2 separate regions of the Mus musculus genome follow, and region 2 is linked to region 1. A link is a loop called in an ENCODE intact Hi-C map of the cell type or tissue named here. Cell type or tissue: left cerebral cortex. All regions are shown on one strand. Each heading gives the region's core, and the rest is flanking DNA. Links, peaks and the distances in the headings are about the cores only.

Region 1 (5,348 bases), core at 1,511-4,010:
GAGATTGGGCCCTTCCACATTTCATCATGGATGAAGGTGCCAGTGAGGTCCCATCTCTTTCTAAGAAACTATTGACTTGTCACCGAAGGAGAGGGTATGTTTTTCTTTCATGTTGTAGCCACATGAAGGGGTTCAGATGGAAAGGAAGGCGTGATAACAGAGGGTAGTGAGGGTGTTGATATAATCACAGTACAGTGCATACTTGTATGAGATTTTCAATACTAAAGAAAAGTAACAAGAATGTTTTCAGCTCTGTAAAACAAAATGGTGCTTCAATTTTTTTGTTTGATTATTACTTGATCTCTCACGTAAGTAATTGCAGGAAAAATAATAGTAACTTCCCACCACCTGGGAACTACACGACCTCTGCAAATGAGCAGTTTCCCAGAATACCAATGTATTTGGCAAATTTGGCAAATTTTCTAAAGCTACAGGACCTTTTTCCCCAATCTTTAAAAAGTAATAAAAACAACATTATAAGCCACTGGACACATGTGTATTAGTTTTGTTAATTCTATCAAAAACTGTTTTTACTTCCCAAAGTTGAAAGACATCTCTACAAGAACATCTTGGAGTTCATTTGTTGCCTATTCTTTTAAGAATAGCATAGAGATACTGAAAACAACCAAGATTTTATCATATTCATAGAAACCAAACACACTGAAAGCCAATAGCAGGAAGTAACAGACAACCATCAGGAGCTATCCCTGTGAGTAGTCTGGATAAGTAACTGTACTGCAACAATTTCTCATAGGACTCTGGTAAATGGCACCTCAATTTCCTAAGTAGACTGGCAGGGATTTTTGCTCCCCTATCTTCTTTCTCTTCTACTTCCCCACCCCCTCTCAGGAAGTGAACTGGGGGAAATCCAAAGAGTGCAGCTTCACTTCTCCATGTAACATTTGCTGGAGTTGTTTTGGTGTCTACACAAGGATTCCCTTCTGCACATTAGTTAATGGTTTAGTTCTTTATACCCACTTCTTACTTTCTTTCTCTATTTCGTATCACAAGACCATTAAGAAGTTAGACTTTATGTATAATTCTATCAAAAACTGTTTTTTCCTTCCGAAAGTTGAAAGACATCTCTAACAGAACATTATGAAGTTTATTTATCTCCTATTCTTTTCAGAATACCATAGAGATACTGAAGACACCCAAGATTCTTTTTTGCTTTTGAATTTTTATTAGATATTTTCTTTATTTACATTTCAAATATTATCCCCTTTAATCGTCTCCCCTCTGAAAATCCCCTATCCTCCCCCACTTTCCCTGATCCTCAACCCACCCACTCCCTCTTCCCAGCCCAGGAATTCCCCTATACTGGGGCATAGAACCTTCACAGGACCAAGGACCTCTTCTCCCATTGATGACCAACTAGGACATCCTCTGCTACATATGCAGCTAGGGCCATGAGTCCCTCCCTGTGTTTTCTTTGGTTGGTGGTTTAGTCCAAGTGAGCTCTGGGGTTACTGGATAGTTCATATTGTTGTTCCTCCTAGGAGGCTGCAAACCCCTTCAGTTCCTTGGGTACAGTTCATTGAGGACCCTGTGCTCCGTCTAATGGATGGTTGTGAGCATCCACTTCTGTATTAGTCAGGTTCTGGCAGAGCCTCCCAGGAGACAGCTATATCAGGCTCCTGTCAGCAAGCTCTTTTTGGCATCTGCCATAGTGTCTGAGTTTATTGGTTGTTTATGGGATGGATCCTCAGCTGGGGCAGTCTCTGGATGGTCATTCCTTCCGTCTCTGCTTGGAGCATTGTCTCGGTAACTCCATCCATGGGTATTTTGTTCCCTCTTCTAAGAAGAATAAAAGTATCCACACTTTAGTCTTCCTTCTTCTTGAGTTTCATGTGTTTTGCAAATTGTATCTTGGGTATTCTGAGCTTCTCGGCTAATATCCATTTATCAGTGAGTGCCTATCATGTGTGTTCTTTTATGATTTGATTACCTCACTCAGGATGATATCCTCCAGATCCATCCATTTATCTAAGAATTTTTTTTTTTTGGCTCTGTACTCCACTTTTTAAAAAAATCTTTTATTAGGTATTTTCTTCATTTACATTTCCAATGCTATCCCAAAAGTCCCCCATATCCTCCCCCCCAGTCCCCTACTCACCGACTCTCACTTCTTGGCCCTGGCGTTCCCCTGTACTGAGGCATATAAAGTTTGTAAGACCAATGGGCCTCTCTTTCCACTGATGACCAACTAGGCTATCTTCTGATACATATGTAGCTAGAGACATGAGCTCTGGGGGTACTGGTTAGTTCATATTGTTGTTCCACCTATAGGGTTGCAGATCCCTTTAGCTCCTTGGGTACATTCTCTACCTCCTTCATTGGGGGCCCTGTAATCCATCCAATAGCTGACTGTGAGCATCCACTTCTGTGTTTGCTAGGCCCTGGCATAGCCTCACAAGAGACAGCTATATCAGGGTCCTTTCAGCAAAATCTTGCTAGTGTATACAATGGTGTCAGCATTTGGAGGCTGATTATGGGATGGATCCCCGGGTGTGGCAGTCTCTAGATGGTCCATTCTTTCGTCTCAGCTCCAAATTTTGTCTCTGTAACTCCTTCCATGAGTGTTTTGTTCCCAATTCTAAGGAGGGGCAAAATTTCTACACTTTGGTCTTCGTTCTTCTTGAGTTTCATGTGTTTTGCAAATTGTATCTTATATCTTGGGTATTTTAAGTTTCCGGGCTAATATCCACTTATCAGTGAGTACATATCATGTGAGTTCTTTTGTGATTGGGTTACCTCACTCAGGATGATGCCCTCCAGGTCCATCCATTTGCCTGGAAATTTCATAAATTCATTGTTTTTAATAGCTGAGTAGTACTCCATTGTGTAAATGTACCACATTTTCTGTATCCATTCCTCTGTTGAGGGACATCTGGGTTCTTTCCAGCTTCTGGCTATTATAAATAAGGCTGCTATGAACATAGTGGAGCATGTGTCCTTATTACAAGTTGGAGCATTTTCTGGTTATATGCCAAGAAGTGGTATTGCTGGATCTTCTGGTAGAACTATGTCCAATTTTCTGAGGAACTGTCGAACTGATTTCCAGAGTGGTTGTACAAGCTTGCAATCCCACCAGCAATGGAGGAGTGTTCCTCTTTCTCCACATCCTCACCAACATCTGCTGTCACCTGAGTTTTTGACCTTAGCCATTCTCACTGGTGTAAGGTGGAATCTCAGGGTTGTTTTGAATTGCATTTCACTGATGACTAAGGATGTTGAACATTTTTTAGGTGTTTCCCAGCCATTCAGTGTTCCTCACTTGAGAATTCTTTGTTTGGCTCTTTACCCCATTTTAAAATAGGGTTATTTGGTTTTCGGGAGTCCACCTTCTTGAGTTCTTTATATATATTTAATATTAGCCCCCTATCAGATATAGGATTGGTAAAGATCTTTTCCAATCTGTTGGTTGCCATTTTGTCTTATTGACAGTGTCCTTTGCTGTACAGAGATTTGCAATTTTACGAGGTCTCATTTGTCAATCCTTGATCTTACAGCACAAGCCATTGGTGTTCTATTCAGGAATTTTTCCCCTGTGCCCATATGTTCCAGGTTCTTCCCCACTTTTTCCTCTATAAATTTCAGTCTATCTGGTTTTATGTGGAGTTCCTTGATCTACTTAGACTTGAGTTTTGTAAAAGAAGATAAAAATGGATCAATTCACATTCCTCTACATGATAACCACTAGTTGAGCCAGCACCATTTGTTGAAAATGCAGGCTTCTTTCCACTGGATAGTTTTAGCTCCTTTGTCAAAGATCAAGTGAGCATACATGTGTGGTTTCATTTCTGGGTCTTCAATTCTATTCCATTGATTGACCTGTCTATCACTGTACCAATATCCTGCATTTTTAATCACAATTGCTCTCTAGTACAGCTTGATGTCAGGGATGGTGATTCCACCAGAGGTTCTTTTATTGTTGAGAATAGTTATTGCTATCTTAGGTTTTTTGTTATTCCAGATGAATTTGCAAATTGTCCTTTCTGACTCTGTGAAGAATTGAATTGGAATTTTGATGGGGATTGCATTGATCTGTAGTTGCTTTCGGCAAGGTGACCATTTTTAAAATATTAATCCTTCCAGTCCATGAGCATGGGAGATTTTTCCATCTTCTGAGATGTTCTTCAATTTCTTTCTTCAGAGACTTGAAGTTCTTATCATACAGATCTTTCACTTCCTTAGTTAGAGTCACACCAAGGTGTTTTATATTATTTGTGGCTATTTTGAAGGGTGTTGTTTTTTAAATTTCTTTCTCTGCCTGTTTATTCTTTGTTTAGAAAAAAAGCCATTGATTTGTTTGAGTTAATTTTATATCCACCTACTTCATTGAAGTCGTTTATCAGGTTTAGGAGTTCTCTGGTGGAATTTTTGGGGTCACTTATATATACTATCATATCATCTGCAAGTAGTGATATTTTGACTTCTTCCTTTCCAATTTGTCTCCCTTTGACCTCCTTTTGTTAACTAATTGCTTTGTCTAGGACTTCAAGTACTACATTGAATAGGTATGGAGAGAGTGGGAAACCTTGTCTAGTCCCTGATTTTAATGGGATTGCTTCAAGTTTCTCTCCATTTAGTTTGATGTTGGCTACTGGTTTGCTGTATATTGCTTTTATTATGTTTAGGTATGTGCCTTGAATTCCTGATCTTTCTAATACTTTCATCATGAAGGGGTGTTGGGTTTTGTCAAATGCTTTCTCAGCATCTAATGAGATGATCATGTGGTTTTTGTCTTTGAGTTTGTTTATATAGTGGATTACATTGATGGATTTCCATATGTTGAACCATCCCTGCATCCCTGGGATGAAGCCTACTGGATCATGATGAATGATTGTTTTGGTGTGTTCTTGGATTCAGTTTGCAAGAATTTTGTTGAGCATTTTTGCATTGATATTCATAAAGGAAATTGGTCTGAAGTTCTCTTTCTTTGTTGGGTCTTTGTGTGGTTTAGATATCAGAGTAATTGTGACTTCATAGAAGGATTTGGTTAGAGTATCTTCTGTTTGTATTTTGTGGAATAGTTTGAGGAGTATTGGAATTAGGTCCTCTTTGAAGGTCTGATAGAACTCTGCATTAAACCCATCTATCTGTTCCTGGGCTTTTTTTTTTTTTTTTTTTCCTGGCTGGGAAACTATTAATGGCTTTTTCTATTTCTTTAGGGGATATGGGACTGTTTAGATCGTTGATCTGATCCTGATTTAACTTTGGTACATGGTATCTGTCTAGAAAATTGTCCATTTCATCCAGGTTTTCCAGTGTTGTTAAGTATAGTCTTTTGTAGTAGGATCTGATGATGTTTTGGATTTCCTCAGATTCTGTTGTTATGTCTCCCT
Region 2 (5,348 bases), core at 1,420-3,919, 58 kb after region 1:
TAACTGCTGTGCCATCTCTCCAGCCCTGTCTGTCTTTTCTTAATTACACTGTACTTACTTATTTGGGTGGGGGCAATTCGTGTCACTGTAGGAGTGGAGATCAGAGGACAGCCCCAGGGTTAATCCTTCCCATCCCTCCACAGATCCTCCATGTCACTGTAGGAGTGGGGATCAGAGATGGCCCCAGGGCTCATCCTCTCCATCCCTCCATGGTTCCTGAGGATGACATTCAGGTTTGGTGGCAAGTGTCTTTTTTTTTTTCAATTTTAATTACTCTTTTTTTATTAGATATTTTCTTTATTTACATTTCAAATGTTATCCCCTTTCCTATTTTCCTCCCCGAAAATCTCCTATCCTCCCTCCCCCTGCTGCCCAACCCACCCACTCCCCTTCTTGGCCCTGGCATTCCCCTATACTAGGGCATATAACCTTCACAGGACCAAAAGCCTCTCCTCCCATTGATGGCCAACTAGGCCATCCTCAGCTACATATACAGCTAGAGCCATGAGTCTCTCCATGTGTTTTCTTTGATTGGTGGTTTAGTCCCAGGGAGCCCTGGGGTTACTAGTTAGTTCATATTGTTGTTCCACCTATAGGGCTGAAAACCCCTTCAGCACCCTGGGTCCTTTCTCGAGCTCCTTCATTGAGGACCCTGTGCTCCGTCTAATGGATGGTTGTGAGCATCCACTTCTGTATGTGTCAGGTGGTGTCAGAGCCTCTCAGAAGACAGCTATATCAGGCTCCTGTCAGCAAAATCTTGTTGGCATCTGCAATAGTGTCTGGGATTAGTGGTTGTTTATGGGATGGAAGCCCGGGTGGGGCAGTCTCTGGATGGTCCTTCCTTCCATCTCTGCTCCAAACTTTGTCTCTGTAACTCCTTCCATGGGTATTTTGTTCCCCCTTCAAAGAAGGATCGAAGGATCCACACTTTGGTCTTCCTTCTTGAGTTTCATGTGTTTTGCAAATTGTACCTTGGGTAATCTGAGCTTCTTAGCTAATACCCACTGATCGGCAAGTGCATATCATGTGTGTTCTTTTGTGACTGGGTTACCTCACTCAAGGTGATATTCTCCAGATCCATCCATTTGTCTAAGAATTTCATAAATTCATTGTTTTTAATAGCTGTGTAGTACACCATTGTATAAATGTACCACATTTTCTGTATCCATTCTTCTGTTGAGGGACATCTGGGTTCTTTCCATCTTCTTGTTATTATAAATAAGACTGCTATGAACATAGTGGAGCAAGTGTCCTTATTACAAGTTGGAGCATTTTCTGGTTATATTCCCAGGAGTGATATTGCTGGATCTCCTGGTAGTACTATGTCTAATTTTCTGTGGAACTGCCAGACTGATTTCCAGAGTGGTTGTATGAGCTTGCAATCCCACCAGCAATGGAGAAGTGTTCTTCTTTCTCCACATCCTCACCAACATTTGCTGTCACCTGAGTTTTTGACCTTAGCCATTCTGACTGGTGTAAGGTGGAATCTCAGGGTTGTTTTGAATTGCATTTCCCTGATGATTAAGGATGTTGAACATTTTTCCCAGTCATTCAGTATTCCTCAGTTGAGAATTCTTTGTTTAGCTCTGTGTCCACTTTCTTAATAGGGTTAGTTGATTTTCTCGAGTCCATCTTCTTGAGTTCTTTATATATATTGGATATTAGTCACCTATCAGATTTAGGATTGGTAAAGATCTTTTCCCAATCTATTGGTTGCCTTTTTGTCTTATTGATAGTGTCCTTTGCCCTACAGAAGCTTTGCAATTTTATGAGGTCCCATTTATCAATTTTTGCTCTTACAACACAAGCCATTGCTGTTCTGTTCAGGAATTTTCCCCCAGTGCCCATATGTGCAAGGGCTTTCCCCACTTTCTCATAAAAGTTTCAGTGTCTCTGGTTTTATGTAGAGTTCCTTGATCCACCTAGACTTGAGCTTTGTACAAGGAGATAAGAATGGATCAATTCGCATTCTTCTATGTGATAACCACCAGTTGAGCCAGCACTGTTTGTTGAAAATGCTGTCTTTTTTCCCCACTGGATGGTTTTAGCTCCTTTGTCAAAGATCAAGGGACCATAGGTGTGTGGGTTCATTTCTGGGTCTTCAATTCTATCCACTGATCTAACTTTCTGTCGCTGTACCAGTATCATGCAGTTTTTATTACAGTTGGTCTATAGTACAGCTTGAGGTCAGGCATGGTGATTCCACCAGAGGTTCTTTTATCATTGAGAAGAGTTTTTGCTATCCTAGGTTTTTTGTTATTCCAGATGAATTTGCAAATTGCCCTTTCTAACTCTGTGAAGAATTGAGTTGGATTGTATTGAATCTGTAGATTGCTTTTGGCAAGATAGCCATTTTGACTATATTGATCCTGCAAATCCATGAGCATGGGAGATCTTTCCACCTTCTGAGATCTTCAATTTCTTTCTTCAAAGACTTGAATTTCTTATTATACAGATCTTTCACTTCCTTAGCTAGACTCACACCAAGGTATTTTATATAATTTGTGACTATTGTGATGGGTGTTGTTTCTCTAATTTCTTTCTCAGCTTGTTTATCCTTTGTGTATCGAAAGGCCACTGATTTGTTGGAGTTAATTTTATATCCAGCTACTGGGCTGAAGTATTTTATCAGGTTTAGGAGTTCTCTGGTGGAATTTTTGGAGTCACTTATATATCCTATCATATCATCTGCAAATAGTGATATTTTGACTTCTTGTTTTCCAATTTGTATTCCTTTGATCTCCTTTTGTTGCCTAATTGTTCTGGCTAGGGCTTCAAGTACTATATTGAATGGGGAGAGAGACAGTGGGCAGCCTTGTCTAGTCCCTGATTTTAGTGGGATTGCTTCAAGTTTCTCATCATTTAGTTTGATGTTGGCTACCAGTTTGCTGTATATTGCTTTTATTATGTTTAGGTATGGGCCTTGAATTCCTGATCTTTCCAATACTTTTATCATGAAGGGATATTGGACTTTGTCGTGTGCTTTCTCAGCATCTAATGAAATGATCATGTGGTTTTTGTCTTTGTGTTTGTTTATATTGTGGATTACATTGATGCATTTCAGTATATTGAACCATCCTTGCATCCCTGGGATGAATCCTACTTGATCATGATGGATGATCATTTTGATGTGTTCTTGGATTCGGTTTGCAAGAATTTTATTGAGTATTTTTGCATCGATATTCATAAGGGAAATTGATCTGAAGGTCTCTTTCTTTGCTGTGTCTTTGTGTGGTTTAGGTATCAGAGTAATTGTGGCTTCATAGAAGGAACTGGTTAGTGTACCTTCTGTTTCTATTTTGTGGAATAGTTTGAGAAGAATTGGATTTAGGTTTTCTTTGAAGGTCTGATAGAACTCTGCACTAAGCCCATGTGGTCCTGGGCTTTTTTTGGTTGGAAGACTATTGCTGACTGCTCCTATTTCTTTAGGGGAAATGGGACTGTTTAGATCATTTATGTGATCCTGAGTTAACTTTGGTACCTGGTATCTGTCTAGAGAATTGTCCATTTCATCCAGGTTTTGCTATTTTGCTGAGTATATGCTTTTAAAGTAATAGGATCTGATTTTTTTTTAATTTCCTCAGATTCTGTTTATTATGTCTCCCTTTTAATTTCTGAGTTTGTTAATTAGACTACTGTCCCTGTGCCATCTAGTTAGTCTGGCTAAGGGTTTATTTATCTTGTTGATTTTCTCAAAGAACCAGCTCCTCATTTGCTTGATTCTTTGTATAATTCTTTTTGTTTCCACTTGGTTGATTTCAGCCCTGAGTTTGATTATTTACTGCCTTCAACTCCTCTTGGGTGAATTTGCTTCCTTTTGTTCCAGAGCTTTTAGGTGTGTTGTCAATCTGCTAGTGTATGCTCACTCCAGATTCTTTTTGGAGGCACTCAGAGCTATGATTTTCCTCCTTTAATTTCTTTCTTTATTTCTCCCTTGATCAATTTATCATTGAGTTGAGTGTTGTTCAGCTTCCATGGGCATGTGGGCTTTCTATTATTTATGTTGTTATTGAAGATCAGCCTTACTTCATAGTGATCTGATAGGTTGCATGGGATTATTTCAATATTTTTGTATCTGCTGAGGCCTGTTTGTTGGTCAGTTTTGGAGAAGGTACCACGAGGTGCTGAGAAGGTGTAACCTTTTGTTTTAGGATGAAATATTCTATAGATATCTGTTAAAACCATTTCTTTCATAACTTCTGTTAGTTTTACTGTGTCTCTGTTTAGTTTCTGTTTCCAGGATCTGTCCATTGATGAGAGTGGGGTGTTGAATTCTCCCATTATTATTGTATGAGGTATGTACCGGCTAGTTTTGTGTCAACTTGACACAGGCTGGAGTTATCACAGAGAAAGGAGCTTCAGTTGGGGAACTGCCTCCACAAGATCCAGTTGTAAGGCATCTTCTCAATTAGTGATCAAGGCGGGAGGTCCCCTTGTGGGTGGTGCCATCTCTGGGCTGGTAGTCTTGGTTCTATAAGAGAGCAGGCTGAGCAAGCTAGGGGAAAGCAAGCCAGTAAAGAACATCCCTCCATGGCCTCTGCATCAGCTCCTGCTTTCTGACATGCTTGAGTTTCAGTCCTGACATCCTTAATGATGAAGAGCAGTATGGAAGTGTAAGCTGAATAAACTCTGTCCTCCCCAACTTGCTTCTTGGTCATGATGTTTTGTCCAGGAATAGAAACCCTGACTAAGACAAGGAGTAATACATGCTTTGAGTTTTTAGCAAAGTTTCCTTAATGAATGTTGATGCCCTTGTATTTGGAGCATAGATGTTCAGAATTGAGAGTTTATCTTGGTAAATTTTATCTTTGATGAGTAAGAAGTGTCCCTCCTTGTCTTTTTTGATAAGTTTAGGTTTAAAGTCAATTTTATTTGATATTAGAATGGGTACTCCAGCTTGTTTCTTGGGACCATTTGCTTGCAAAATTGTTTTCCAGCCTTTTACTCTAAGGTATTGTGTGTCTTGTCTCTGAGATGGGTTTCCTGTATGCAGCAAAAAGTTGGGTCCTGTGTATGTAACTAGTCTGTTACTCTATGTCTGTTTTGGGGGGAATTGAGTCCATTGATATTAAGAGATAGTAAGGAAAAGTCATTGTTGCTTCCTGTTATTTTTTTTTGAGAAGGCTTTTTTTTTTTTCATTTTATTTAAAATACATTTTTTCTCACTTTATACATTCTAATTATGGTTTCTCCTCCTTATACTCTTTCCAGTTCCTTCCCACATTTCTTTTTTTTCCCATTTTTTATTAGGTATTTAGCTCATTTACATTTCCAATGCTATACCAAAAGTCCCCCATACCCACCCCCACCGCTTGTTAGAATTTTAATTCTGTTTATGTGGCTATCTT

The links. Peaks named below come from ENCODE experiments on the same cell type or tissue, not always from the same donor. Only the 100,000 strongest peaks of a DNase experiment are listed, where the experiment ranks them.
Region 2: a loop joins it to region 1, with 10 times the contacts of the local background. A loop is called at or near these places in 1 of 42 quality-filtered maps.

The regions. Positions count from the first base shown.
Region 1 is chr2:13,560,575-13,565,922 of GRCm38, forward strand. The region is part of intron 2 of Gm9875 (a long non-coding RNA gene); the gene reads left to right. Among named protein-coding and RNA genes, the nearest start is that of Gm9875, 4.3 kb to the left of the region's middle. In left cerebral cortex, for the core only: no CTCF peak of the experiment used is centred there; a DNase peak (open chromatin) is centred at 3,007.
Region 2 is chr2:13,618,401-13,623,748 of GRCm38, forward strand. No RefSeq gene overlaps it. Among named protein-coding and RNA genes, the nearest start is that of Vim, 47 kb to the left of the region's middle. In left cerebral cortex, for the core only: no CTCF peak of the experiment used is centred there; no DNase peak of the experiment used is centred there.